Regions from separate parts of the Homo sapiens genome. Here region 2 is linked to region 1. Evidence: read pairs that join two places in POLR2A ChIA-PET (ENCODE). Cell type or tissue: A673. All regions are shown on one strand. Each heading gives the region's core, and the rest is flanking DNA. Links, peaks and the distances in the headings are about the cores only. Region 1 holds the start of CHRNA5 (cholinergic receptor nicotinic alpha 5 subunit). Region 2 has its middle 21 kb from the start of CHRNB4.

The links. Peaks named below come from ENCODE experiments on the same cell type or tissue, not always from the same donor. Only the 100,000 strongest peaks of a DNase experiment are listed, where the experiment ranks them.
Region 2: POLR2A ChIA-PET joins it to region 1 with 13 read pairs; 6 of 35 experiments call an interaction of 5 or more read pairs at or near these places.

What each region holds. Positions count from the first base shown.
Region 1 is chr15:78,552,445-78,566,672 of GRCh38, forward strand. CHRNA5 (cholinergic receptor nicotinic alpha 5 subunit) reads left to right here and starts at 13,076. Exons shown (of 6, transcript NM_000745.4): 1 at 13,076-13,381. The coding sequence starts at 13,276. RefSeq lists an enhancer at 12,274-12,463 and a silencer at 13,274-13,363. In A673, for the core only: a CTCF peak has its summit at 13,675; DNase peaks (open chromatin) are centred at 13,027, 13,407 and 13,667; H3K4me3 peaks cover 1,547 bases; H3K27ac peaks cover 1,087 bases.
Region 2 is chr15:78,653,881-78,671,039 of GRCh38, forward strand. It overlaps a transcript of CHRNB4 not described here and the pseudogene RPL18P11. Among named protein-coding and RNA genes, the nearest start is that of CHRNB4, 21 kb to the left of the region's middle. RefSeq lists an enhancer at 6,462-7,661. In A673, for the core only: no CTCF peak of the experiment used is centred there; no DNase peak of the experiment used is centred there; H3K27me3 peaks cover 2,201 bases.

The DNA.
Region 1 (14,228 bases), core at 11,729-14,228:
TCTGGTGTTTTTTCTTAATCAGAAAATAAAGGAAGACTCTGGAATTTGTACAGTCTAGCACTTTGAAAGTTCCATGAGAATATTTGTTTTAGCAGTGCAAAAATATTCCATACTCTGAAAAACAAAACCAGAAAGTTGATTCATTCCTTTATTGGACACTTACCATGTTCCTGATAATTTTAGGTGGTGGGGATATATGGATAAGACACGTCCTCGGCTCTTAACTTGCAGCCTTGCAGGAAAAGCAGATAATCAACAACAATATTGTGGAGGAGCGCTAGACTCCAGGTAGCTGTGTGCCGAAGAGTAGGGAGTAAAGGCAGAAGGAACTGCACGTGCAAAGGCTTGGCAATGGGAAAGCTTCACAGTAGCTAAGCAGAGCTAGAGCACAGCTTGCTGGGGAAATAAGAGAGAAGGTTGGAAATGTGCACTAGGATGAGAAGACAGCTTTGCAAGTCTTGAAGTTTGTGCTCTATGCAATGCAGAGGCAGCTGAGATTTTTTAGTGAATGAGAAAAACAATTACTCTGACTTGTTTAGAACAATGATTCTGGGAGCCCAGAAGATGGACTAGGTGGGAAGAGACAGAGTGAGTTAGGAGGCTACTGAAATAGGCAAGGAAGGATGAGGGTGTAAGACTGTAGTAAAGTGAACAGAGAGGAAGGGAAGCTGCCGCGGAATGACGGAGGACAGAGAAAGAGGAAGGGATGACAAGGGCATCAAATTCAAGTAGTCACAATCTGATCTAAAAGAGCACTCGGTGAACATGATGAACTACTCTTAAAATTTCCTAATGTCTTTTTTGTTACTATTGTTATAACCTGAAACCAATTAGAGTTAATATCCCTAGTAGGGAAGAATTCTGTAAACAACATTGTATATCACACGTCGGAGTAAACCCATGTCAAATGCTTTTTTCCCCTTCTTCTTCCAGGTATTATTCATTTGTATTCTTGCATGCACTGTCTGATCATCTTTTTTGCCCAATTTCTATCAGATAATTTAACTTTCTATAAATTCATTTATGAGCTCTTTTAAAGATAGTTCTTTGTCATCTGTGTTACCTTTTTTTTTCATTGTAGCATTTGCATTTTTATTTTGATTTTGATGCTGATGTACCGAAGGGTTGTTTTGTGTTTACGTAGACAAAGCTATCATTTAAAGTTCTTGTTAGTACAATGCACATAAAAATATTCCCCATGCCAAAGTACATCAACATTATTCTAGTAAATTTGTGGCTCAATCATCTTTATAATACACAATTTGCAAAATATAATTGTTAATCTCTTTTTAAAAGCAGTATTTAAATTAATCATGAAACTTTAATTCAATTGTTCAGACTACTTGGGAATTTTCCATTCTTGAGTGAATTCAGAATTACGTGAAATGATAGTTATTTACCTTTCTCCATTTATTTTTGTTATTTTTTGGTAACAGCCTTACTGAGATACAGTTCACATACCATACAATTCACCCATTTAAAACATACTTTTCAATGGCTTTCTGTATACTCCCAGGGTTGTGCGACCATCACCACAATTGATTTAGAACATCTTCATCACCCCAAAAATAAAACTCCACACGCTTCTTAGACATCACCCCCAAATCACTGCCCAGTCCTAGGCAACCACTCATCTACTTACTGTCTCTATGGATTTGCCTATTATGGACATTTCCTGTAAATGGAATCATACAATATGTGATCCTTTGTGTCTGGCTTCTTTCACTTAGCGTAATGTTTACAAGGTTTATCTATGTGGTAGTGTGCATCAGTAATTTCTTTACTAGATTAGAGAAAAAAAGCAGAGATTTATTATTTTTCTTCCATTGTATGGTTATACTACATTTTGTTTACTCATTGGCAAAAATATGAGTTATTTCTACTCTTAAGAATAATGCTGCTGTGAACACCCAGGTACAAGTTTTTTGTGTGGACATACGTTTTCATTTATTTTGAGTATACACCTTGAAGTAGAATTTTTGGCTTATTTTAAAATCCATCTTTATGCCATACATTAACATTAGTGATATGGATTTTTAAAAGAATCTACTTTGCCCTATTTTCTCCTATAAGAACCCAATAGAAATGGGAAATGGGTTGACTGTTTGAGTAAATGTATATGAATCTGTTAGTTATAGAAGTAGGTCTCACAGTTGGAGAGGATTTTCACTTCCTTTCATCTTGGCAGGAAGAATGTTTTCTCTAAGTTTCTTTATACTTAACTTTATACTCTCTAGTGAGAGGCCAAGTCTTTGATTCTGTACCTAAGAGCCTTATGTAATAACCTTCTCTGAAATATTAGGAATCACATGGAATGGGAGAATCCAGGGTAAACTGTCTTCTGATTCCTAAACAATCTAATAACTTACTTTTTCTGATTAGGAAAGCAATGCATGATCACTTTGAAAAATACACAGTGAATAAAATAAAAATCACCCATAATATCTTGCCCAGAGTTAGCCACTATTAACTTGTCTCAGTGGCCCAGTTTAGATGCTGAACGAGCATACTGGTAACCTTCAGCAAATTATAGGCAAGCCATTTTAAAATACTGTTTTATTTTGTTTTCTTTTGAGATGGAGTCTTGCTCTGTCACCCAGGCTGGAGTGCAGTGGCACAATCTCGACTCATTGCAACCTCCGCCTTCCAGGTTCAAGCAGTTCTGCTGCCTCAGCCTCCCAAGTATCTGGGATTACAGGCGCCTGCCACCATACTCAGCTGTTGTTTTTTGGAATTTTTAGCAGAGAGGGGGTTTTACCATGTTGGCCAGGCTGGTTTCAAACTCCTGGCCTCAAGTGATCCATCCGCCTTGGCCTCCCAAAGTGCTGGGATTACAGGCGCGAGCCACCGCCCCCAGCCTAAAAATACTCTTAAAGGAGAAATGTAAAAATACTTTTTCCTTCTAATTGCTTTTCTTTTCTTTTTCCTTTTTTGAGATGACGTCTCGCTCTTTTGCCCAGGCTGGAGTGCAGTGGCACCATCTTGGCTCACTGCAACCTCCGCCTCCCAGGTTCAAGCCATTCTCCTGCCTCAGCCTCCTGAGTAACTGGGATTACAGATGCACACCACCACGCCTGGCTAATTATGTATTTTTAGTAGAGATGGGGTTTCTCCATGTTGGTCAGGCTGGTCTCGAACTCCCGACGTCAGGTGATCCACCCACCTCAGCCTCCCAAAGTGCTGGGATTGCAGGCGAGAGACACCACGCCCGGCCTCTAATTGCTTTTCTAAAGTATTTTGCAGCCTTAGAAAGCCCCATTTCTCTTTACAGCAGAGTAGAAGCTATCATTTGTTGATTAAACAGTAAGTGTCAGCTACATTATAAATGTTAGTGCTAATTCTCACAACAACCTTGTAAACCCTTGAGGGCTTACTCTGTGCTCAGTGATTTAGAGGCAATCTCTCTATTGTGTAGTTGAGGAAACCAAAGATCAGAAAAGGTGAGTAATTTGTGCCAAGTCACACAACTCCAGTGCCATCATTCCATGCAAGCCATCACTATCATCCCTTGCCTGGACTTCTATAATAGCTGCCCATGGCCAGGCACAGTGGCTCACACCTGTAATCCTAGCACTTTGAGAGGCCAAGGCAGGCAGATTGCCTGAGTTCAGGAGTTCGAGACCAGCCTGGGCAACATGGTGAAACCCTGTCTCTACTAAAATACAAAAAAATTAGCTGGGCATGGCGGCATGCACCTATAATCCCAGCTACTCGGGAGGCTGAGGCAGGAGAATTGCTTGAACCCGGGAGGCAGAGGTTGCAGTGAGCCAAGATTGTGCCACTACACTCCAGCTGGGTGACAGAGTGAGACTCCATCTCCAAAAAAAAAAAAAAGATATTTTGCATATGAGCGTAACAATACGTTATTAGGGTCTTTCCCAGGGCCTTGGAAGGAGCCGTGCAAATGAAGAGGCTTGACTCTTAAGCTGCATTAGCTTCACAGTAAATTGGGGAAGTTCTCTGATGGGAAACCTATGCAAGGTTTAAGACATGTGTTCATGTGCTCCGATTGACATATTAAGAAGATCCCTCTAGCAGTGAAGGGGAGAATAGGTTGGAGGGGAACAAGCATGGGCAGCTTCTTTTTTTGAGACAGTCTTGCTTTGTCACCCAGGCTGGAGTGCAGTGGTGTGATCTCAGCTCACGGCAACCTCCACCTCCTGGGTTCAAGCCATTCTCCTGCCTCAGCCTCCCGAGTAGCTGGGACTACAGGCATCCGCCACCGCGCCTGGCTAATTTTTTGTATTTTTAGTAGAGACGGGGTTTCACCGTGTTAGCCAGGATGGTCTCGATCTCCTGACCTCATGATCTGCCCGCCTTGGCCTCCCAAAGTGCTGGGATTACAGGCGTGAGCCACCATGCCTGGCCCAAACTATCATTTTCTAGTTACTGTGATGTTTGTCAACTTTTACAAAATTTGTTCTGGCTTTGAGTGTTGTGGTCCAAAAAATAATGTAATTTGTTGAAAATTTTTTTGTTCTAAGTAAATATCCAATTTCACACGCAATTTCACATTTGTACTATCATATTCTTTTTCTATTTGTAGAGATAGGGTTTTGCTATGTTGCCCAGGCTGAGTCTTGACTTTAACTCCTGGGCTTAAGCGATCCTCCCTCCTCAGCCTTCCCAGTAGCTGGGACTACAGGCCCGTGCCACCACACCTGGCTTGTATTGTCATATTCTTTGCTTAAAGAGGACTCCTTCCCACCTGCCCAAATAATACAATCTTCAATATAAACCGGAATTAGCCCCAGCTTTCCATTGTCCCCCTATCTTGTTGAGAATCTGTACCCCTGATTCCTCTCTGCCCCTCCCTCTCACAAACTTCTTTATTCTTTTTTTTTTTTTTTTTTTTTTTTTGAGAGACATGTTCTCTGTCACCACAGCTGTGGTACAATCATAGTTCACTGCAGCCTCAACCTCCTGGGTTCAAGTGATACTCCCATCTCAGCCTCCCAAGTAGCTAGGACTACAGGTGTGCACCACCACACTCGGATAATTTTTATTTTATTTTTAGTAGAGATGAGGTCTCACTATGTTGCCCAGGCTGGTGAACTCCTGAGCTCAAGTGATCCTCCTGCCTTGGCTTCCCAAAGTGCTGAGATTACAGGCATGAGCTACTGTGCCCGGCCGTAGCAAGCTCTTTTCTACCAAAGGGTCTTTAGCTAGATCACCCCTGTATCTGGAATGCTCTTCCCCTCCATCCTGCATGACTGCCACTTTCTCCATCTTCTGTCCTAACTCAGGTTATCTTGTCAGGAAGGCATTTCCTGACCACCTGATTAAAAGTAAAATCCCCTACCCCCCACTGCATCAATTTCTAGTTATTCCTCAAGTTTTGTTTGTTTGTTTGTTTTTGTTTTTGAGACAGAGTCACACTCTGTCGCCAGGCTGGAGTGCAGTGGCACAATCTTGGCTTACTGCAATTTCTGCCTCCCGGTTAGCTGGGATTACAGGCATGCGCCACCACACCCAGCTAATTTTTGTATTTTTAGTAGAGACGGGGTTTCACCATGTTGGCCAGGATGGTCTCCATCTCCTGACCTTGTGATCTACCTGCGTAGGTCACCCAAAGTGCTGGGATTACAGGCATGAGCCACTGCACCTAGCCCTCCTCAATAGTTCTTATCAAATTCTGAAATTATCTTGCTTACTTGTTTTTTATTTTATTTTTAAAGACAAGGTCTTATGTTGTTTTTTTAAAGGCAAAGTTTATTTTTTTTTTTTGAGATGGAGTTTTGCTCTTGTCACCCAGGCTGGAGTGCAGTGGCGCACTGTCTGCTCACTGCAATCTCCACCTCCTGGATTCAAGCGATTCTCCTGCCTCAGCCTCCCAAGTAGTTGGGATTACAGGCACATGCCACCACGCCCAGCTAATTTTTGTATTTTTAGTAGAGATGGGGTTTCACCATGTTACCCAGGCTGGTCTTGAACTCCTGACTTCAGGTGATCCACCCACGCCAGCCTCCCAAAGTGCTGCGATTACAGGCATGAGCCACCGCACCCGGCCAAGGTTTGTTTTTTCAAGACAAGGTCTCAGTCTGTTGGCCAGGCTAGGGTGCAGCAGCAGGCATGATCATAGCTCACTGTACCCTTGAACTCCTGTGCTCAAGCGACCCTCCCACTTCAGCCTCATAAGTAGCTAGGACTACAGGTGCACACCACCACACCTGGCTAATTAATTTTATTTTATTTTATTTTTTTGTAGAGATAAGGGGGCTCTTGATGTTGCCCAGGCTGGTCTGGATCTCTTGGCCTTAAACAATCCTCTCACGTCAGCTTTCCAAAGTGCTGGGATGACAGGCGTGAGCCCCCTCGCCCGGCTTTGTTTACTTGTTTATTGTTTGCATTCCTTCCCAAGGCAGTACTTTCCAAGAATTCAGGGACATTAACTATCATGTTCACTGCATCATTCCTAGAATTTGGTGTATACGTGAGTTGTTTCTTAAATATTTGTTGAACGAATGAATGAATAGCTGGGAGTGACAGCAAAGATTCAAACTCATGTTTATCTGACTCCACAAATCAAAGGCTGTGCGATTCCCAATATGCCAAGAGCTCTCTGTATTTCCCAATCTGTTATCCCATAAAGCATTGAAAAGATCATGTGTGTGTTAGAAACACAAGCAGTTTCAATTCTGGTTCACCAATGACTGAGAAGATCAGATACAATCAAGGATCAAAATACCCTTTTCCATACAGGTGACTTGAAGTATTCTTCAGTTTTCAAAAAATTTAAAACACCTAAAATTAATCAGCCATGTTCTAGAAGAGCAAGGAAAGATTGTGTCTTGTGTGAGACAGCTGTGGAACTGGAAATTACCAAACGATTTCCAATTTTAAGAGATTTGGATCAGGTGGCTTAGAATTAGATTAAAGACAATCAATTCCCTGAAACAATCAATGCCATACATAATCTTCCGAAGGAGCTTTTTCTATTGCTGAGAGGTTGCTCATCTGGTCTTGTTTCTTATCCCTATAGAAACCTTGATGTCAATTAGTATTCCACGGGAAATGAAGCTAGATGAGAAAGTGAACCCTTGCTAAATAAATTAGAAGAGATGATAATTAAAGCAGAGATTCCAAACCATATCAGAGAAGCAGCTCTATCTTCATTTTACCATTACTTCCCTAAAAGCAATATATGGCAGTTTACAAATTACACATGGAAATGAAATATATTTAATTTTGGATTTTTTTGTGCTTTTGAGAATCAGAATTTTATAATATCTCTTGACTGAAGGGGAATTAATCTGGGAACCAATAATTTGGCAATCAATACATTAAATTCTAAGATGGCAGTTCTCCTGGTCTATAGCCACAAATATCTGGAACATTTGTGGTCTAAACCTGCAGTATAAATTGTACTTTGGATTCACTTCTGGTATACATAGCAGTGTCTATAAATACCTCTCATGTCCAGAATAGAAAGCCTGAGGGAGAGATAGAGGCTAGATATTTGATATTAGAAAAATATTCCAATTCTACCTTTTGCACAGAATTGAATATTTGTAATTGTATCTTGTAGATATCAAATTAAAAGCATAAGTTTCATTTTAACATTTATAATAGTATATCATCTATGGAGAACAGACAATACATATTTATATTACACACATTTATATGTTCCTAATAAGGTGTCTTTATTTAGTAGACAAATGTTGAACTTTTGCATATTAAAAATTATTACTCAAGGACTTTATGGAAATTCATATTTGTCTTAAAAAGAAAAATTATTTTATAACGTAATTCATCACTCCCAGATTTAAAAGCTTTCAACATTTAGGGGACATGGGATATTGTATTGCACTTTCTTAAAATAAAAAACAGTATCTTCATTTTTAACAAGAATGTTTTGTAGGCCAGGTGTGATGGCTCATGCCTATAATCCCAGTACTTCGGGAGGCCGAGGCGGGCGGATCACCTGAGGTCAGGAATGCGAAACCAGCCTGGCCAACATGGTGAAACATCTCTACTAAAAATACAAAATTAGCCAGACGTGGTGACGCATGCTTGTAATGCCAATACTTGGGAGGCTGAGGAAGGAGAATCACTTGAACCTGGGGTGCGGAGGTTGCACTGAGCTGAGATCGCGCCATTGCACTCCATCCTGGGCAACAAGAGTGAAATTCCATCTCAAAAAAAAAAAAAATGTTTGGTAGCTGAATTGCCATTTCCTTATTAACATGCGTTTTTCTATTGGTAATTGAACCTGTGACATTGTGTGATATATACGCTATTATTAAATTCTATTGAGAAGGCTTAGTTTTATATATGGCTTATATTTTTGTGATATTTGATTTTATGCATTACTATTTAGTTATTACAATCTAATAAAAATGTGGCAAATTAATTTTCTTCTTTAAAACTCTCCACATTAAAATATGTCTGTACTTTTACATTTTGATTGTGGTCACTGAAATAGCCCTTGAAAGAGACCTTTACTTCTTATATCATTTCTTATGAAGGATTGAATTTTAATATCCCATCAAAACTTGCTTTTTTCTTTTAATCTGTGAAAATGAATTTAATTTCAGCAGTAAAATTGACAGCATCCATTTTTATCTTTAATTAACTTTTCAGTTTGGCTTTCATCTTAAAGGCTCACGGCAGAATTTATTACCAAGCCATAATAGAAGTGCTGAATGGAAGATTCAGAGAAGCTGCCTAGCTCTGAATTTAGCTCAGTTGACCCCATTATAAAAAAGAAAAGTGAACAACATTGATATAAAAGACAACTCATTAGGCCATACCACTCACAGATGACAATGTTTATTTTTGATGTCTGCTATTTACTTGGCCTCCTAATTCCCTTTCCATGCACTCTCTTTTTAACTCCAAAGCACCAACTGCCCTTTACTTAAGGGTTTTGTAAGGATGAAAGTACGTCAGAGAATAATTGCTACATAAATAATAATAGCTACCATCTATTGAACACTCAAGCACTGTGCTAAGGACTTTATGAACTTTACATTCTGTGAGGCAGGTTTTATGGCACTGTTTAAAAAGTTAGTAATAGGGCTTAAAGAGATTAACTTTAGTTTAGTGAATGGTTAAGTCCTTGAAGTCAGGTCACCTGGATTCGAATCCCTGCCCACTATTTTCTAGCTCGCTAGCTCTCAGATCTTTGGATTCATTTATTCAGTGAAAGTAATGAGCAGAGGGAGTACAGGGCCCAACTTAGAGAGATTGCTTTCATACAAGAAGTGACGATCAGCCCAGTGCTGAAGGAGGAGTAGGAGTTAGGCAAGGCAGAGGAGGAGGAGGGGTGGAGAGAGATTAGTCCAGGCAGAGGGAACAGCATGTGTGAAGGCCCTAGGGTGGGACTGGGCTTGGTGGTTCCTGGACTGAAGGGGCCCATGTGGCTGGAATTTAGCATGCAAAGGGGAGGGGTGTGATGTGGAGTTTGTGAGCGTAGCGGGGGCCCCTCTAAGAATCATGACAAGGACTTGGGATTTTGTTTCTGTTTGAAGACAATCACTCAGGCTGCCATCTGGAGAGTGTGTTGGAGGATGCAGGGAAGGAGACCCAGTGAGAGGCTGGGGCAGGAGTCTAAGATAGAGATGCATTTGAATAAACTAGGAGTGGAAAGGAGATACAAGAGATGGATTCAAAATAAATTCAAGGCTGGCCAGGCACGGTGGCTCACACCTGTAATCCCAGCACCTTGGGATGCTGAGGCAGGTGGATCACCTGGAGTTCGAGACCAGCCTGACCAACATGGTGAAACACTATCTCTACTAAAAATACAAAATTAGCTGGGCCTGGTGGCGCATGCTTGTAATCTCAGCTACTTGGGAGGCTGAGGCAGGAGAATCACTTGAACCTGGGAGGCAGAGGTTGCAGTGAGTTGACATCGCACCATTGCACTCCAGCCTGGGCAACAAGAGTGAAACTCCTTCTTAAAAATAAATACATAAAAATAAATAAATAAATAAATAAATTCCAGGTAAATAGCACTTAGAGTTGAATTAGACTCGGTGGGTGAAGCAGAGGGAGGAACTCAGGATGACTTCCAGTTTTCTAGCTTGAGTAATTAGTCAGATGGTGGTATCATTGATTGAGATGGGAAGGCTAAGAGGATAACATGGTTTGGAACATCTTAAGTGACATAACTAAGTGATTATGATGTAAAGTACATAGTCAAATACACTGGAGCTCAGAGGTGAGATCAGCACCTATCTGAGTATGAATCTGGTCATCATCAATATATGGATGGTATTTACAGCCAGGGAAGTGAATAAGATCACTGAGGGGGGAAGTTTACAGAGACAGAATAGGTCCCAGATTTGAGCCTCTGGAATTTCCAACATGCAAAGCCTGGGTAGAAGAGGAGGAACCTGCCAAGAGAACTGAGAAGGTGTTGGCCAAAACAAGGATAATAAAAGTACCACTCCTGTAATATTGATACTAAATGAACTAGCATATTAAAACGTGTTTAAATTCTTACAGTCCCCATTACTTAGCAGTGTTAAGATAATTGTTAAATTCTACTTTCTATGGCAAGGTACTGACTGGCAAGTAGGTATTATAAAGGTGAACAAGACATAGCCCCGCTGGGTATGGTGGTTCACACTCCTAATCCCAGCATTCTGGGAGGCCGAGGTGGGAGGATCTCTTGAGCCCAGGAGTTTGAGACAAGCCTAGACAGCATAGTTAGACCTTGTCTCTACCAAAAAAAAAAAAAAAAGAAAGAAACAAACAAAAAAATCAAAACTAAAAAAATTAGCTGGTTGTAGGGGTGCACCCCTGTAATCCCAGCTACTTGATAGGCAGGGGAGGGAGGATCGCTTGAGTTTGAGCCCTGGAGGTTGAGGCCACAGTGAGCTATCATCACACTGCTACACACTCCAGCCTGGGCAAGAGTAAAGCCCTGTCTCTACTAGGAAAAAAAAAAAAAAAAAAAAAAAAAAAAGACATAGCCTCTAGGCTGAGAAATCCACTATCTAGTAGAGAACATAATTATGGAGAAATAGATAAAGAGAAGGCAGGTGGCATTTGAAATGAGCCTTGAAGAAAGCGTGGGTTTGGATATTCAGAAGAGGGGAGAAGGAAGGATAAATGAAGACAGGAAAGTGTAATAAAAATTCCACAATCTTCAGAGGAAAAGGTGGTGTCTGGGATGCAAGAACTGTGTAATAGTCCCTTTGGCTAAGTCTCAGAAAGTTGGTAGATAGATGCCACTTTAGGGGAACTTTGTAGGTGGTGGCTGCAGCAACAGCAGCAATTTTCATTGTCATTTGGTCAGCTAATGTCTCCTAGCAGTGTGAAGATGCCTGTTATCAGAGTCAGGTGTAGCACCATATCCAGCAACCATGAGTAATTGGCGTATCCCCCTGGAAAAACCATGTAAGATGTAGACATTATATTCTGATTATTTGTTTGGATTTTAAAATGCCCAACAAATGTCACGCTTTGCCTTTCACTTAATAGCAACAATTAATAGTGTTTTTCATAGATTATGTAAATAACCATCATTCTCATGATTATTGATATAACATCTAGGAGTTCCAATTATACTTGCAGTGGCTGCACTGACAACCATTTCATTCTAGTTTTGCCACTGACAGGTACTGTGACCTTCAGCAGTTATTCAACTCCTCTGTTTCAAATCAGTTAGCTGTAAAAGCAGAATAACATTTTAAAGTCATCCAAACACTGTTAGGATGAATTGCATAAGTGCCTGTAAGTCCCATAAATTCTTCAGAGTAAAATGTAAATTTGCAGTGAAAGGATGATAGGTACTGTCTTTCATTTCTGTGCAGAAGTGCAATTAATTACTAATCTGGTTAACATCTTGTGCATCCCTTTTCTGTGGCCCCTTTGTTTAAGTCCTGTTTAAACAGATTGGCTCCATTGGATGTAATTTACATTTTTCCAGCTGTATTTGGACCTAAGAAGAGCATCTTCACTGAATTTTGCTGTTTAGATTCTTTGCAACCAGGTTTAGTTTTTCACAGATTTACTAGTCTGGAGGGTGGAGTGAAATTTTTGCTCACAATGAGTCTTAGAGGTGTCACCTCCATAAAGCGTTCTGTGAAGAGTCAGCGGCTCCCTCTGCCACTGAAGTTTAAAGATAATTCGCCTGAATCCCTTCAGCCAAATGAAGCTTTCTAATTATGGACAGAGAGGATGAAATATAGGGTCTGGAGGGATTTGAGACGGGTTTCCAGCAGTCGGCACCAATCTCCACCAGAGGTGCTAAGTGTCTGTAGCAGATAGTCACTAATATTTACAAATGTTAATTGATGACAACACGGAGGGCGATGCCCACGTTTGAGGCGACTGCATATCATTTCCGGGGATGGCTTGAGTGAGTGTCAGAGCTGTACCTTCCCGAGTCCTCTAGTTTATCTGCCTCGGTTCCTCGCTTCCAGACGAGGAAACAGGCCCAGAGAGGAAAGTGACTTGCCCAGGGTTGTCTCGCTGGTCCACAACACAGGTCTCCTGGTGGGGACCCCTTGGCTGACACGACAGCCCCAGGAGGCAGTCAAGCTGCGACTGGTACTTCCTGGTGAGAAAGACTTGAGTGGGCAGCGGGGCCCATGGAGAGCGCTGCAGCCTGGAGCAAGTCCCCCACCACTGTGATTCTGCCCCAGCCTCCAGCTTGTTTCTTTCTGATCACAACTCGGAATTACTTTATTTACATTTTCTATCAGCTGGGAGCAATCTGTCCCTCTGCTTCCCCTTTTGGTGCTGAGCACAGAGCAGACATCAATGAATAGCTGTTATCTTAAGGTGTGCAGTGACTAGGCCAAGGACATCCGGTGGTTAGAGAAGGACGCGCCTGCGATGCCAGCCTCAAGTCTTTGCCTTCCTGGAACTCTGCTCCAGGGTCGCACCTGCCCAAAGGAAGGCCTGGAGGCGGGGGCCAGGGCGATGGGGCTGGGCCAGGCGTGGAAAAAGAGGAGCTAGGAGCAGACAGGGTTGGACCAGAGGCGGGGCGGGGTGGGGAAAGGGTTGGTGGGGATCGGAGGCGGGGCTATGAATAGACCGGACTGGGCCAAAAGGAACAAGGCGAGGATTGGGCGGGGCCAGAGGGAAATAGGGGCGGGGCTAGGCGCCGGGAGCTTCCACATGCGTCCCGAGCCCGCCAGAAGCTGCTAGGCTGAGGCTGCTGTCCCGGCGGGAGCTGTGGCGCGGAGCGGCCCCTCTGCTGCGTCTGCCCTCGTTTTGTCTCACGACTCACACTCAGTGCTCCATTCCCCAAGAGTTCGCGTTCCCCGCGCGGCGGTCGAGAGGCGGCTGCCCGCGGTCCCGCGCGGGCGCGGGGCGATGGCGGCGCGGGGGTCAGGGCCCCGCGCGCTCCGCCTGCTGCTCTTGGTCCAGCTGGTCGCGGGGCGCTGCGGTCTAGCGGGCGCGGCGGGCGGCGCGCAGAGAGGTAAGCCCGGGCTGCAGAGGGGCGGGGCGGGAGCTGGCCCGGACTCCACATCGCGGTGCCCAGGAAGCCGCCAGGCGACGGCCGCCGGAAAACCTGGTTGCGAGGGGAGGTGGGTTTTTTTCTCCTGGGGGCTTGGAGTGAGGTTTCAGTTTAAATGTCCAGATTTGCTCATTTAAATGCAGAGAAAGGGCTACTTGGGTGGGTTTTCTTTGTTGTTCCACGACCTGCATCGCTGGAGACTACGAGGCTGGCTTAGCGTATACTTCCACACAACTTTTTCAGTAAAAGATGCCACTCTTGTCCAGCAGGGCTTTCCTGTCCTGGTGGCAGCCAAGCTTCCCATTTTGTTGCCCATTTACGGGATATAGAGACTCTGGGGTTCATTCTAGGGGTTGGGACTTATCTTCCACCTCCTGCCCGCCGCCTCTTCCTCCATCCCTGTCCCCTACCCACCGCAGCATTTGAAAACCTTTCCTTTCGCCGGAGATGAAAGGTGTGTGTTGTAGCAGGCTAGGCGGCCAACTTCCCTGGCTTCGGGGCTAATCGTTTGCATCCAGAGTTCCTCACTAGCTCCTTAGAGCACAGCTTTTTTCAGCCTGCTGTTTTTCAAGAGGTTTTGGACAGGAATGGAAACAACAAAAGAAATCGCGTAGTCCTACATGTTTCAAGTGCTTGGGAAAGTTTTAGAGTCAGTTCTCTCAATACCTTGAAGAAAAACACGTTTGTGGAGCAGCTATGGTGTGATCTAAACGTAGAAAAGCTAAGCATCCGTTAAGCAAGATATGATTACAGAAGTTCACTACGTCTGTATTTCAGGTTTTATGAGTGAGTTTCTTAAATAGTGGAA
Region 2 (17,159 bases), core at 7,775-10,274, 97 kb after region 1:
TCCCATTCTTAACTACATCTCAGCATCTGCTGTCCAGAGCACTTACCATCTCCAGCACCATGGAAGGGATGGGTTGCAATGGGCTCCAGGATGAAAGGCTGTGCAGAGGAAGCTCAATGGCTTCAAGGACTCCAGACCCTCAGGGGCTAAAAAGGGACCTGAGAACCTGTCTCTTCCAATTCCCCCTTTCACTTGTTCACATAGCATAAAGACCCAGATCTGTGCCAGGCCATGTGCTTCAGGGATGGATGAAGCCAGGATCCCTCCTCTGGATGAACTTACCAGGGAGAGAAGAAGCCTAATGCTCTGTACCAGGGTTTTGGCACGTTGCTGGGAAAGCCTAATACTCAAAGAGAATTGAGGTAACATTGCTGGGTGCTCCACGTAAGGGCAGATGTTGATTTTTAAGTCTGCCCTGATGGGGTCTGATTTCCTTCTGTTTCCTTTGTTGGAAGTATTTTCAATGGAGACACCTTAAACAATAACAATGACCGCAAAGAACATGCATTCAGTGCTTTCCCATCTGCTGAGCACTATGCTAAGTGTATCAGGTAAAGCCTGGATTAGGAGAGACTGCAGAGGTGAGTCACAGCATCATGTGTCCTGGGCTTGCAATCTGCAGCTTCCTAGCTGTGTAACCCTGGGCAAACTCTTTAACCTCTCTGTGCCTCATGTTTTTCATCTGTTAAGTAGGGAGATCAAGAGTATCTTCCGTGTACGTGCTGTGAAAAATAGGCAATGTGAAATCCAGACAGGCAGATTCCGGAGTCCAGATCATCCCTATACTGTCTGTAACTACAGCACTCATCTAAGGTCTGGTGAAAGAGCTTTTTTAAAAAAACTTTTAATTGAGATATATGTATAGAATAGTTCACAAATAAATGTTCAGCTAAATGAATTTTCACAAACTGAACACACCTGTGTAACCAGCATCCAGCTCAAGACACAGACATTACCAGCACCCTAAAAGACCCCCTGTACTTCCTCCAGGTCCCCACCCTCCCAAATGGAGCCACTGTTCTAATTTCTAAATGGTATAGATTTATTTCACCTGGTTTTAAGAGTTTCCCCCCACCCCAACTTTATGGACGGATAACTGGAGTACAATCAACTGCACATTTTAAAAATGTACAACTTGATTAGTGTTGTTTGTGTTCACTCATGAAGCCAAAATTCAGACAGCAAACATTTCCATAATCCCCCAAAGTTTTCTCATGCCCCTTTGTCATCCACCGCTCCCTCCAATCCTGTCCCAGGCTGATCTGCTTTCTGTCTCTATAGATTAGTTTGCACTTTCTAGAATTTTGTATGAACACAATTATACAGTACATAATTTTTTTTTTTTGAGAGTGAGACTTGCTCTGTCACCTAGACTGGAGTGCAGTGGCGTGATCATGGCTCACTGCAGCCTCAACCCCCAGGCTCAAGCGATCCTCCCCCACCTCCCAGCCTCCCTATCCTAGCAGCTGGGACTACAGCTGCACACCACCACACCTGGCTAATTTTGTGTATATATACGTTACATATCTATATATATCTATATATCTATATCTATATATATCTATATCTATATATATCTATATATCTATATCTATATATATCTCACATATAATTACATATGTATATAAAATAGAAAAAATTAGCCGGATGAGGTGGTACTTACCTATTGGTCCCAGCCACTTGGGAGGCTGAGGTAGGAGGATCGCTTGATCCAGGGGAGGTCAAGGCTGCAGTGAGCCACGATGGTGCTACCACACTCCAGCTCGAGCAACAGAGCGAGACCCTGTTTCAAAAACAAAACAAAAATTGTTTTAGTTACTCTAGGTCCTGTCCATTTTCATATGCATTTTAAAACCAACTTTTCAAATTCTGAAAAAAAGAAACACAACAATGTCTGCTGAAAATTTTGGTTGGAATTACATTGAGTATATAGACAAACTGGGAAAGAATTATCATATTGGGCAATTTTGTGTCTCCCAATACAAAACATGGCATATCTCTCCATTTATTTAGTTCCTCTTCAATTTCACAGTGTTCTATAGTGTTCAGTGTAGAGGTTTGATAGATTTATTTTTAGGTATTTTATAAAATTTTTGGTGCCACTCTAAATGAGATTTTCAAAATTTCACTTTCAAATTGTTTGCTCCGACATACAGTTAGAAGGAATAAATTCAAGACTGGGTGTGATAACTCACACCTGTAATCCCAGCACTTTGGGAGGCCAAGGCAGCCGGATCACTTGAGGTCAGGAGTTTGAGACCAGCCTGGCCAACATGGTGAAACCCCATCTCTACTAAAAATACAAAATTATCTGGGCATGGTGGCACGTACCTGTAGTCCCAGCTACTTGGGAGGCTGAGGCAGGAGAATTGCTTGAACCCGGGAGGTGGAGGTTGCAGTGAGCTGAGACTGCACCACTGCACTCCAGCCTGGGCAAGAGAGTAAGTCTCTGTCTCAAAAAAAAAAAAAAAAAAGGAATAAATTCAATGATTGATAGCATAGTAGGGTGACTAGGGTTAAACAAAAATGTTCTACACTCATGAGATGGACAGCCTAAATACTGACTTGATCACTATGCATTATATACACGTAACAAAATTTCACACATGCCCCATAAATTTGTGCAAGTAAGTAAATAAAAATCACTTGTAGAATAAAGTAACACAAAGCAAAAAAAAAAATTTGCTGCTAAAAACTTTTATGATGAACTCTCCTTCGTTTCACAACAGGGATGTTGGGAGCACCCAGATATACAGGGAATTCCTGCAGCACTCATTGGCAAACGCTGTAGAAGATAAGATGTCAAAAAGCTGAAAGAAGAGCAGAATGACTAATAAGACTCCAGAGACGGGCATAAAAACCTCCCTTCTTCTGATTCCCTTAATTATACCTCTCACTTTCCAACACGGGGTTTGGGTTGCTCTGGTGGTGAGAGTTGGGGCAGATCCTGCAGTGGGAAAAGATCGAAGGCCCTGGGCCCTCTTATTCTACATTCTCTCCCTAGCACACCTGCATGCATAGCTTACAATATCTTCTGTACATTGGAGACCAGGCATCTGCCCTAAGTTCCAGGCATGTATCTCTCATAAGCCCTTAAACTCAGCTTCTCTAGAATGAAACTCACAATCTTCCCTCCAATTGTTTTTCTTTTCTTCTTTTTTTTTTTTGGAGACAGTTTCTGTCACCCAGGCTGGAGTGCAGTGGTACAACCCTGGCTCACTGTAACCTCTGCCTCCTAGGTTCAAGTGCTTCTCCTGCCTCAGCCTCCTGAGTAGCTGGGGTTACAGGCACATGCCCCCACGACTGGCTAATTTTTGTATTTTTAGTGGAGACCATGTTGGCCAGGCTGGTCTCAAAGTCCTGACTTCAAGTGATCTGCTCACCTTGGCCTCCCAAAGTGCTGGGATTACAGGCATGAGCCACTGCGGCCAGCCTCAAACCTGTTTCTTACCCAATGTTTCCTTTACTGTAAATGGCAACCTCCTCCACCAGCTGCACAACACCTAATAGGAATAGTAGTGAATATCCAGTAAATATTTGTTGTATGGATGAGTGAATGAAGATTGGTAGCATAGAAAGTGAATTTACTCTATATAAGTTTTGAAGAAAGTTAACTCCTTTGAGCTGGCTTGGGATGTCTCATGCCTGTTCCCATAATGCTAGAGGCATATTTATTTATTTATTTATTTATGAGACGGAGTCTCACTCTGTCACCCAGGCTGGAGTGCAGTGGCACGATCTCGGCTCACTGCAAGCTCAGCCTCCCGGGTTCACGCCATTCTCCTGCCTCAGCCTCCCAAGTAGCTGGGACTACAGGCACTCCCCACCACGCCCGGCAATTTTTTGTATTTTTAGTAGAGACAGGGTTTCACTGTGTTAGCCAGGATAGTCTTGATCTCCTGCCCTCATGATCTGCCCGCCTCGGCCTCCCAAAGTGCTGGAATTACAGGCCTGAGCCACCGCGCCTGGCTGAGGCATCATAATTTAAATAAAGTTCCATCAGACTCTGTATCAGAGCAGGTCCTTTCTCCTGTGTTGCTCTGGGACCTCACTGAGACCACAGCTACAAGCAGGGAAGAGGGTGGGGCACTTTTGATTCTGGGGACACATATATCATTATTCCTCACAATGACTGTCTCTTGTTTCTCTTTTTTTTTTTTTTTTTTTTTTGAGAAGGAGTCTCACTGTTGCCCAGGCTGGAGTACAGTGGCATGATCTCAGCTCACTGCAATCTCTGCCTCCTGGGTTCAAGATATTTTCCTGTCTCAGCCTCCCGAGTAGCTGAGATTACAGGTGCCTGCCACCATGCCTGGCTAATTTTTGTATTTTTAGTAGAGATGGGGTTTCACCATGTTGGCCAGGCTGGTCTTGAACTCCTGACCTCAGGTGATCCACTCACCTTGGCCTTCCCAAGTGCTGGGATTACAGGTGTGAGCCACCACGCCTAGCCTCTTGTTTATTTCTATATCACCTGGGCCTTGGCTCAGTCCTAGAACGCAGAGATAATAAATGTTTGAATGAATGAATGAATGAAATAACTCCATTGTCTAAGTACTATTTGTCCCTTTTTATAGATAAGAAATCTGGGGCTCAGAGACTGCCCTCCCTAGGAAGCAGCAACAACCGGGGGACAAACCCAGTCCTCTTGGTCCCCAGATCAGTGATTCCTCTACTGCATCAAGAAAGTTGTAATTACTTGCCCTTGGTGTCTTGGAAAAAAAGAAAAAAGAAAGTTGTAATAACTAAGTACAGATTTCATTTCATCTTCTTTCCAACTAATAGTTCTTAAGTGCTTCCTGCATACCAGGATGAAGCTATCAATGTCCTCTTGAAAGCACAGCTACAAGATTTTGAAGAGGGGGAAAAAAAAGCCTTTCTGCTAGGCCCTGACCTGAACCAATTCTTGGTTATCTAAAGCAGTGGCCTCCAAATAAAAATTCCCAAGACCCTCCCCCAGAAATTCTAATTCATGCATCTGAAGGAGAGGAGATGCCTGAAAACCTCTGTTATAAACACTGCTCTGGGCTGATGTGGTATATAGGCCAGCTGCTGCACACAGTTCAGCAGGAAGGCAGCAGAAAGGAGGGTGAAGAGTAAGCATCTTTATTACTTTATTCACATACATTAACTGAGCATGTACTATGTCCCAGTCACTGTTCTAAGTCCTAGGGATACAGTAGTGGACAAAACAAAATCCTTATTCTCCCTCATTCTATGGGTGGTGGGGGTGTAAGATGGGGAGACAATGACCAAGTAAAGAAATAGGGCCAGGTGAGGGTGGCTCATGCCTGGAGTCCCAGCACTTTGGGAGCCTGAAGCAGGTGGGTCATTTCAGCCCAGGAGTTTGAGACCAGCCTGGGCAACATGGTTAAACCCCATCTCTTCCAAAACAAACAAACAAACGCTAGCTGGGTATGATGGTTCATGCCTGTAGTCCCAGCTACTCAGGAGGCTGAGGTGGGAGGATCACTTGAGACTGGGAGGCAGAGGTGAGCTGAGGTCACGCCACTGCACTCCAGCCTGGGCAACAGAGAAAGACCGTGTCTCAAAAAGAAAGAAAGAAAAAGAAACATACAGGATAACTGCTGCTTGTGGTGGTGAAGGCTCTAGAGAAAACAAAACAGAGTGATGTGCTGCAGGGTGACAGAGAAGGGGTACCCTAGCTCTCTGAGGAGGTGACATTTGAGACCTGAATGACCAGAAGGAACCAACCCTACTCTGGGAGAAGAATATTATAGGCAGACAGAGTAGGAGATGGCAAAGTCACAGAGGGACAGTCTTGGCATGTGAGGCTGATGTTGTGTGAACAAGGAGAACAGCCTAAAATATGGTTAGACAGAGATAGTGAGGCAGGAATCATCATTTAAGGTCTTCAAATTAGGAAAAGGGTTTAGTTTCTTCTGGAGAGTTTTAAGCAGGGAGTGATGTGACATGATTGCTTTAATTGGCTTGTTTTAGCTGCTGGATGAAGACAAGAGTCTAGGGGTTCAATGTGGGAGCAGGGAACCAGTGAGGAGGCTCACAGGAGTCCAAGCTAGAGATGATGATGGGTGCGGTGGCTCATGCCTGTAATCCCAGCAGTTTGGGAGGGTGAGGCAGGTGGATCACTTGAGGCCAGGAGTTCAAGACCAGCCTGGCCAACATGGTGAAACCCCTTCTCTACTAATAATACAAAAATTAGCCAGGCGTGTTGGTGTGCACCTGTAATCCCAGCTACTCAGGAGGCTAAGGCAGAAAAATTGCTTGAACCTGGAAGGCAGAAGCTGTAGTGAGTCGAGATCACGCCACTGCACTCCAGCCTGAGCAACAGAGCAAGACTCCGTCTTAAAAAAAAAAAAAAAGTGAATATAAATATGACTACAAAACTGCCTGTGAGCTGCTACTCTGGGCACACTGCCTATGGGGTAGCCCTGTCCCACAAGGAGCAGTCCCTCTGCTGTTGCAGTACACTGCAGCTTCAATAAAAGTTGCTAACAGCACTGGCTCACCCTTAAATTGTTTCCTGGGAGAAGCCAAAAACCCTCCTGGGCTAAGCCCCGATTCTGGGGCTCACCTGCCCTGCATCAATATTCTCCTTTCTAGTAAAAACCTACTATGACGTGGCACTCTTCTGGACATTTGATAAACTTACCTCTGCTTTCCCATCAGGTCTGTGAGGTGGTGTAGTTCTTGCCATTTGACAGGTAAGTCGGCAGAGGCTCATAGAGGGCCCCACGTCACAGTCCCTGTAAGGGTCAGTGCGACGACTGGAACCCAAGTGTGTGTCACACTGACCTCATGCTTGTCCATCACTCCACACAGCCTTCGATGCAGGAAATAGGCTGGTTTCTGATGCACCTGGTGTCTGAGAGAAGCTTTGGTTCTTTCACTTTTCAGCTTTGCCCTGGCCTGGGCCCAGGCCCTACTCCCGAGGTCAGGCTTGTCCCAAGAGAGGCGGGGCTAGGGTGGGTAATTATCTCAGCGGTTGCTGTGAGCTCCATCCAGCTCAGGTGAGTCTTGGGATCCTGGCTTCTCAAACTTTCACGTGCACACAATTGCCTGGGGATTTGATTGAAACGCAGTTTCTGACTCAGCAGGACAAGGGTGGGGTCCACATTTCTTTCTTTCCTCTCTTTCTCTCTTCTTCCAAAATCTTTTTAATAAGAGGGTAGGCGCCAGGGTTAGTTTTTGTAGTCTCGGCTGGCCCTTTGACCTCTGGCGCGCTTGAACTTCCGGCCCTTGGAGCGGACGTAGGCTTTGGTGTGGCTGTGCGGCGTTCCTGGGGCCTTGCCGAAATGCCGGTACACCTCTTGGCCCTTGAGAGAACCAAAGAGCGGAATGGTGCTGCTGCCCTTGGGGGAGTCCAGGGCCAGCTGGTCAAAAGTGAGGATCTTGCCCCCTGCCCCGCCCTGAGGATGCGGCGGCAGCCCGGCTGGTCACACACAGTGCACACACCTTCAGGTTGAGAACCTCCTGAACCCGCACATCATCCATTATGGTCCCCAAGACCACGGCCATTTTGTTTTCCCGGCCAGGAAGCTTCATCTTCCGGATCATCTGAGCAACAGAGTGACCGGTTGGTGCGACTCATAAACAGCCTCTTCAGTACAACCTGGTTGAATATGGAGTTGATTTGTCTGGCCAGAAAGCTGTACAGCTTGACCAACAGCCTCAGGTAGATATCCCGGCTCTTGGGCTCCTTGCGCGGAACGTTTTTTGGTCCTTGTTGGGGCGGATGTCAACTCCCATGATGGCGCCTCCTGCTCGGCCAGTTCCGGAAAGCCAGGTTTCTAATTTCTAACAAGCCCCGGGTGATGTTGTTACCAAGGTCCACCTGCCACAGTTTATAGAGGGCCGTGGAGGTGGGAGTGGGGTGGGGTAGGCAGAGGAGAGAAACAGGAGGTTGCAGTTGGGACAGCTGTGCTCATCCTCACTTGTAACTGACTCTCGTAAATTGTCATTTAACTTCTCAACACCCACCCTCCTCCCTCATCAATATGATAAAGAAAGAACATCAGAACATCTGTGTTCTTGGTCTCCCAGGAAAGCCCACCCAGTCAGGACCCCAGGATGTGGCAGGCAAGTCCCTCCCTCCCCCTGAAGCCCCAGTGACTCCAGCTCTAGGTGCTTATGCTGGGGTGGGGGCAGGACACTGTGAATCTGCAGCTGCTCCCCACATTGTTGAGGGGAGCGCATAGTATGTGGGGAGAGGTGAGGAGAGGACTTTCCTCTTCCTAGAACTTCTGGTCTGGTCCCCAGGGCACAGGTGTTAATGAAGAAGGAGGAATGGCCTCTTCCTAATGGGCCTTTCAAGGCCTGCCAGAGCCAGCAGGGTGGGCAGGGGACAGGGAGGAACTTGTGCTTCCCGGCAGGGACAGGAACCCGCTGGATGCACCGCTTTGACCTTGGCTCATTGTAAACATGCTCTAATGTGGGGCGTTGAAGCCAAGAGATGGGACAATTATCATTGCAAGGGAAGTTATCTTAAAGTTAATTTATAAATTCCAGTCAAGGTCCTAAAGGAATTGTTAGAAGGGAGGGTGGTAGTGAACTTGGTAAATTCACTTTAAAATCACTGGTAAATGGAGAGAAAAATCAAGTAAATACTGAAAGAAAAAAAGAATGTAGGGGGCTATAACAGTTATAAAAGATATACCAATGTCATGTAGTAGAAAGCCCAGAAGTCCCACGTATACTTTAAATATTTAGCAAATGACACATTTGGCATTTCAAAATGGAGAGGAAATAAATATGGCTGAAAAAATTAAGGATTTGATCTTTCTTCAAACCGCATGCTAACATAAATTCCAAATGGGACAAATAGTTAAATATAAACAAGGAAAATAGAATGAAATAGAAGAAAACATTTATATAATGTCAACGTGAGGGAGGCCATCCTAAGTTTAACATGGAAATAGAAACCATAAAGGAAAGATTGGAAACGTGACTGCAAAAAGATTTATGATATAAAAATGTCATAAAATTAATAAGCAAATAAATCAGGAGAATTTAATGTATGTCAGACAGGGAGTTAATATCGGTACAAATCAATAGGAAAAAGACATATTCCCAATAGGAATGGGCACAGGGCATGAATATGTAGTTTAAAAATAAGTAGATATGGCTGGGCGTGGTGGCTCATGCCTGTAATCCCAGCACTTTGGGGGGCTGAGGTGGGCAGACCACCTGAGGTCAGGAGTTCAAGGCCAGCCTGGCCAACATGGTGAAACCCCATCTCTACTAAAAATAGAAAACTTAGCCAGGCATGGTGGCAGGCACCTGTAGTCCCAGCTACTCAGGAGGCTGAGGCAGGACAATCTCTTGAACCTGGGAGGCGGAGGTTGCAGTGAGCCGAGATCACGCCACTGCACTCCAGCCTGGGTGACAGAGCAAGACTCTATCTCAAAAAATAAAAAAGTAGAAATGACCAGTAAATATATGAAACAACTGTAACCATGAGAACAATAAAAGAAATGTGGCCAAACGCAGTGACTCACGCCTGTAATCCCAGCACTTTGGGAGGCCGAGGTATGAGGATTGCTTGGAGCTAGCAGTCCAGCACCAGCCTGGGCGGCAAAGTGAAACCCCATACCTACAAAAAAAAAAAAAAAAATTTTTTTTTTTTTGAGACAGTTTCACTCTGTCACCCAGGCTAGAGTGCAGTGCCGCGATCATGGCTCACTGAAACCTCTGCCTCCCAGGCTCAAGCGATCCTTCTGCCTCAGCCTCCCAGGTAGCTGGGACTACAGGTGCACATCACCACAACCAGCTAATTTTTGTATTTTGTGTATTCACCATGTGGTTCGTGCTGGTCTTAAAGTTCTGGACTTAAGCTGCCTGCCTCAGCCTTTCAAAGGGTTTGGATTACAGGCATGAGCCACTGCAACAACAACAACAAAAAACTCTCAAGTTTTTTTTATTTTTTTTAATTAGCTGGGCATGGTGATGCACACCTGTAGTTCCAGCTACTCCAGAGACTGAGGCAGAAAGATTGCCTGAATCCAGGCTTCAGTGAGCTATGATTGAGACACTGCATTCCTGCCTGGGTGACCAAGCGAGACCCTGTCTTAAAAAGGGAGGAGGAAGAGGAGGAGAGGACTAAAACCACAAGACACCTCTTTTTCCTGCTGAATTGGCAGAGATAAAAAAGATATAATGACAGCTGGACAGGGAAGAGTTTGAGTAAACAGACACTTATCCACTGCTGGGGCTGTAAACTGGAACAACTGTTCTGTAGGGCCAAAGCCCTAAAAATGCCCCATCTGTTTGTACCAGAACTTTTATTTCTAGAAATAGATCCTGAAGAAATAATCAGATGTGCAAAATGAATGCATCAATATGCATCACAGTCGCACTCACACATGGAATATTGAAACTGCCTAAATGTGCACCCATGAATCCAAACAACTTTCTTCTTGCTCACCCATCAGTCACCCAAGTCCTTCAGTCAAGTTTTAAAAACCAAAGCACCTGTGATTTAGCCTAAGGAGCTTTGCCCCCTTGTGCTGCACAGGGCAGGGCCAGATTGAGCTCTTTGCAGTGGAGCAGAAAGTCCCATCCAGCACTAGAGAAGTGAGTAGCTACTGAGGATTTAACTTGTGCTTTGTTTCTTGGTGTCCAGAAGGAATAGAAAGCATTTTCTGTCTCCCTAGGGACCTGTTTTTGTCTCTAAAACCTGGCTTCTTACCACTCTTGGGCCCTCAAAGCCTGACATGGTTGGATCCACCCCTCACCTCCTCCCCTGCTCACCACCTAGGAAGCCTCTTCTTAGCTCCAGCCACGCAGGTCTTCTTTCAGCTCTTCAAACTCATCATGCCCTCTCTGGCCACACAGTCTTTGCACATGCTGTTCCCTTTGCCCAGAACTTCTCCCATTCTCTCCTGCCTGGTTACTTCTGAACTTGAACGTCCCTGTCTCAGGAGGCTATCCTTGGCCTAAGTTTTTATAGGTTCCTTTTGCGCTCTGCATTCTACCTACAATTTCACATTAATTTATGCAAGTGTTTTGTTTCTGTCTCTCTCTCCCAAGATTCTCAGCACCATGTGGCAGTTGTATGTAGCTCCAGTATCCACACGGTGCATGACACATGGCTGGGCTTCAACACGGCTAACCCATGGCTCTAGGAGATTTTCTTTTATTATTTCTTTGGTAACCCCTTGCCCTTTGTTTTCTCTGTTCTCTTTCTGGAGTGTCAACTGGTTGGTTGAACTTGAATCAGTCCTTGAAGTATTTTATTTCTCCTCTTGTATTTTTTTTTCTTTTTTATGTTTTGTCTGCATTCTAGACATTCCATCAATTTTATTTTCCAAGCCATCTAGCAAGTTTTATTTTGGTAACCATATTTTTAATTGTAAAAAGTTACTTCTTTTTTGAGATGGAGTCTCACTCTGTCGCCTAGGTTGGAGTGCAGTGGCGTGATCTCAGCTCACTGCAACCTCTGCCTCCCAGGTCCAAGCGGTTCTTGTGCCTCAGCCTCCCGTGTAGCTGGGATTACAGGCACACCACTGCATCTGGCTAATTTTTGCATTTTTGGTAGAGACGGGGTTTCACCATGTTGGCCTGGCTGGTCTCAAACTCCTGACCTCAGGTGATCTGCTCACCTCGGCCTCCCAAAGTGCTGGGAGTACAGGCATGAGCCACTGTGCCTGGCCAAAAAGTTACTTCTTTTATGTTTGCACACACATGTTCACAGCAGCATTATTCACAATAGCCAAAAGGTGGAAACAACTCAAGTGTCCATAGACAGATGAATGGATAAACAAAATTTGGTATATCCATACAATGGACTATTATTCAGCCTTAAAAAGGAAGGTAATTCTGACACATGCTACATTAGTGAACCTTGAAGACATTATGCATGTGAAGTAAGCCAGTAACAAAGGACAATTATTGTATGATTTCACTCATATGAGATACTTAGAGTAGTCAAATTCATGGAGACAGAAAGTAGAATGGTGGTTGCCAGGATCGGGGCCAGCCAGGGATGGGGAATTTTTGCTTCATGGGTACAGAGTTTCAGTTTTGCAAGATAAAAAAGTGTTCTGGAGATGGTTGTTGATGACGGTTTTAGAACAATGTGAATATCCTTAATGCCACTGATGTGGTTAGACTTTGTGTCCCCACTCAATCTCATCTTGAATTATAATCCCCAGGTGTTTAGGAAAAGACCTGGTGGGCAGTGACTGGAGTATGGGGGCAGTTTTCCCTATGGGGGCAGTTTTCCCCATGCTGTTCTCTTAATAGTGAATGACTTCTCACCCGATCTGATGGTTTTATAACTGGTAGTTTTTCCTGCACTGACGCATACTCTCTCCTGCCCTCACGTGAAGAAGGTTCTTGCTTCCCCTTCTCCTGCCATGATTGAAGTTTCCTGAGGCCTCCCCAGCCATGTGTAACTGTGAGTCAATTTAACCTCTTTCCTTTGTAAATTACCTAGTTTCGGGTAGTATCTTTATAGCAGCGTGAAAACAGACTAATACAGCCACGGAACTGTACATTTAAAAAAGGTTAAAATGGTGAATTTTATATTATGTATTTGCCACAATCTTTAAAAAGATAATTGTTTCTCTGTTCCTTTTTTTTTTAATATCTTGGGTGTGTTTTTTTTAAGTTGTATTTCCTTGAGCTTTCCTGAGAATACACGTTTTCTTTATTTCTTTTTAATCTTTTATTCTCTGAAGGTTCTCTAAGGACTTCTTTGGCTCTTTCTCCTTCACTTTGGAAGCTTTTCTAAAATATATGGGGCTACCTGGTGTCCTTCCATATCTAAAGGAACTTTGTGCACAGGCCAAAGGGGGTTATGTGCACGCGGGCAGAGCTTAGAGTGGGAACCAGTCATTACACTCATGGACCCCTAAATGCCGCCATAAGGGGGCTTCCTCAAGGGTGCCGACCACTACACTAGCAGCACCTATCTCACCAGGCAGTATACACAGTTCTCTTTAGAGACAGTCTCTGATTTTTTTCCTTGGGGTAAGTGCCTGGCTGAACCCATGACTTGGGGGAAAGGGCATTAACTGTCCCTACCTGGATCTTCGTTTATTCTGCCTGTTCCAGCCCCATTTTCACTTTGCCCTCTGTGATACCTGCGCTGGAGCCTGGAGGCTCCCTCAGGTTCTCATAGGCAGATGGCTCAGCCCCGCTGCACCCCAGCCCCTCTAATCTACCCCACAGGTCTCTAACTCCTTTTCATTTTCCAGATGAAATCACTTGTCTGCTAATGACTAACGACTTTCTTCCATCCTCTTTGTTTCTTTTTTTCTTTTTTTTTTTTTTTTTTTTTTGGTTGAGGAAGAGTCTTGCTGTGTCGCCCAGACTGGAGTGCAATGGTGCAATCTCTGCTCACTATAACCTCCGCCTCCCGGGTTCAAGCAATTCTTCTGCCTCAGCCTCCAGAGTAGATGGGATTATAGGCACACACCACCATGCCCAGCTAATTTTTGTATTTTTAGTAGAGATGGGGTTTCGCCATGTTGGCCAGGCCGGTCTCAAACTCCTGACCTCAGGTGATCTGCTCACCTCGGCCTCCCAAAGTGCTGGGATTACAGGTGTGAGCCACCGCATTCAGCCTGTCATGTTTGTTGTTGTGGCTTAGACTGTTTAAAACACTGGTCCATCAGTTGAATGGAAGGAGAGGATATAAATGTGCCTTCTCAGTCCCCATCTTGAATCCCATTCATTCCCACAGCTGCTGCCCTAACTCAGCCTCATTTTTCTACCTGAGATATTGTGGCTCTGCCACCTCCAGCCCCTTCGTCCCCAGCACATGCTGCGACAGCCAGGGTGACCTTCCAAAAGCAGGAATCTGAGTGTAGATCCCTGTTTGAACTCCTCAGTTGACCTTTAGAACCAGCAGGATCAAATCTTCCATGACATTCAAGGCCTTTCGTGAGCTGGACTCTGCCTGTATCTCTAGCCTCATCTCTTTGTAGTTTCTCAGTGAGCTGTGCTCTTAGATGCCTCCTAATGTTAGCTCATGCTGGCCCCTGGCCTGGAACACTCTTTTCCCCCTTCTATTCTTAGATGGCTTGAATCCGTCTGCTGGAGGAAGGAATACTTATGCCCCTACTCTTGTTTTTTCCTTGCACGTGGAGGGAAATCATCAGGGTAACTCTCCTGGACTCCCATTTCCGCACCACCCACCTCCCTGCAGGAGCTCCAGCATTGCCTCCTCCAGACAGCCCTGTGTGATTGTCCAGTCTGGGGCAGGTTCCTCTTCTGTCCTTTACAGTCTCCGATATACTTAACACACTAAATGGCCAGGGCCTGAAGAGAGGCAGAGCAGAACAAGTCATGTTTGGTGGCTCCTATCTGCACAGCCCACATCCACGTCTTGGGGTACAGCAGGAATCTAAGCCCCTCTGGCTAAGCTGTTCCCATGCCATTCAGCATGGAGGCAGCAGTGCCTGTCACTAGGCAGGAGCTAAGTTCTGCATCCTCCTGGCTTACTCCCTCCCTCCTCTACTAGTTTTGGTTACCGGGATTCCTTCATAGCAGCCTCCCTCTCAGGTTAGCCTTTGTCCCCAATCCAGATGCCTATAGAGTCACATCACCATGGGAGGGTATGATTATGATTCCCCAAAACTGACCCTGCCCTAGAAGCCAAGTGAATTGTGCAGTATGAGTCCTGAAGCTCCTTTTGGGTTCACTCTCCAACTAACTCCATGTCTTTTTTAGGGAATGGTTTTTGTGACCTTGTCTGTAAGCGCTGGAGGTGTACGCATGCCTGATAGAAAGGTGCACAGAACCCATTTGTGTAGAAGCTTAAGGAGAAAAGAACCGGGCCAGGCACGGTGGCTCACCCCTGTAATCCCGGCACTCTGGAAGGCCGAGATGGGCAGATCACAAGGTCAGGAGTTCGAGACCAGCCTGGCCAACATGGCGAAACCCTGTGTCTGCTAAAAATACAAAATTTAGCCAGGCATGATGGTGGGTGCCTGTAATCCCAGCTACTTGGGAGGCTGAGGCAGGAGAATCACATGAAACTGGGAGGTGGAGGTTGCAGTGAGCTGAGATTGTGCCACTGCACTCTAGCCTGGGTGACAGAGCAAGACTCCATCTCAAAACAAACAAACAAACAAAAAAATATATATATATATATAAAGAGGCGTATTGAACAGCATGTCCCTGATTTTGGTGATCCATGTTTGAAATAAGTCTACCACAGACTGATAAATCTAAAATGAAACAAAACTCAGTGTGCCAAGTGTGGTACAATGCGGTCCTACAGTTAAATTGGGTTGTCCCCACTTCCCCTCCCCCAGAGATGTAGATGAGGTATGAAAGGGAGCAGAGCTGGCCTGGGAGGGAGAGGGGAGGAGGAGGAGGAGGAGATGGGGATGGTCGGCTCTGTTCCCTGAGGGAGTTGATTCATAAACTGCTACAGAAGTGGCTCAGAAAGCATGCTCTGAGGAACATTAACTTGTAAGCCCCTGCTACCAGCCCTGAAAAAGCATTCCAAACCAAATAGGTTTGGGAACCCAGAGCACCCAATGCCTCTCCTGGGGAGTCCCAATTTACATTGGCATATTAAAGGCTCTGAGAAGTCCCACAGTAAATAAACTTGTATATTTTTGATTAATCCAGTTCTTCCCAAATGTCTTTAAATTTGTTAACATTCTATGAAAATATTTTAAGAAATGTTGTGTACTTTAGGATTTTTCTACTCAAAATTTGGTTCCCAGCCAGGCATAGCGGCTCATGCCTATAATCCTGGCACTTTGGGAGATTGAGGTGGGTGGATCACTTGAGCCCAGGAGTTCAAGACCAGTCTGAGCAACATGATGAAACCCTCTCTCTACAAAAAATAAAAAATAAAAATAAATGCAAAACAAACAAAAACTTTGGTTGCGGGACCTGCAGCATTAGCATCACCTGCAAGCTTGTTAGAAATGCATAATCATAGATCCCGTCCCAGAACTACAGATTCAGAATTCTGGGGCTAGGGCCTAAGAATCTGCATATTAATCAGCCTTCCAGGTGACTTTTATGTATCCTGGGGTTGGATGATCCCTGCTTTAGGGCAGTGGTTTTCAAAGTGTGGCCCGTGAAATTCTGGAGGTCCCCAAAGCCTTTTTAGAGGATCTACAAGGTCAAAGTTATTTTCATAATAGACTATGATGTTAGCCTTTTGCATCGATCATGGAAAAGCAATGGGGAGTAAAACTTCAGTGCCCTAACCCACATCAAGGCGGTGGCACCAAACTGTTCTGGTGATCATAGTTTTCTTCACCATCACACACTTACAGCAAGTGGAACTTGGCATTTCATTTCTGACTGCCCTTGATAAAGCAAATATATATGTATTAATTTTGTGAAATCTCAACCTCTGAGTTCACATCTTTTTAATAATCTGTGAACAAATGGGAGGTAGACATAAAGCACTTCTGTTTCATAGCAAAGTATAAATATCTAGACGAAAAATATTTGTGCAGTCTTTGAGTTGCAAGTTGAACTAGTTGCATTTTTCATGAAACACCATTTTTGCTTGAAAAGATGGTGGACAGGACAGGCACGGTGGCTCATGCCTGTAATCCCAGCACTTCGGGAGGCCGAGGCGAGTGGATAACGAGGTCAGGAGATCGAGACCATCCTGGCTAACACGGTGAAACCCCGTCTCTACTAAAAATACAAAAAATTAGTGGGCGTGGTGGTGGGTGCCTGTAGTCCCAGCTACTTGGGAGGCTGAGGCAGGAGAATGGCGTGAACCTGGGAGGCGGAGCTTGCAGTGAGCCGAGATTGCGCCCCTGCACTCTAGCATGGGCGACAGAGTGAGACTCTTGTCTCAAAAAAAAAAAAAAAAAAAAAAAAAAAAAAAAAAAAAAAAAAAAAAAAGGATGGTGGACAAACTACTTATTCAGAGATGGATATTGTCTAAAAAATGAACAAAGTAAGCTTGCCACTTCAAGGGAAACTGACAGTACTTATAGGCAATAGCATTTGAGCTTTCAAGTGAAGATGAGAATTTTGGAAAACTTGTATTTGCTACCACAAGCTTAATATCTTTCCAATACTTACAGACTTTTCTCTTTCTTTTTTTTTTTTGACAGAGTTTCATTCTTGTTGCCCAGGCTAGAGTGCAGTGGCACAATCTCTCGGCTCACTGCAACCTCTGCCTTCTTGGTTCAAGCGATTCTCCTGCCTCGGCCTCCCGAGTAGCTGGGATTACAGGCACCCACCAC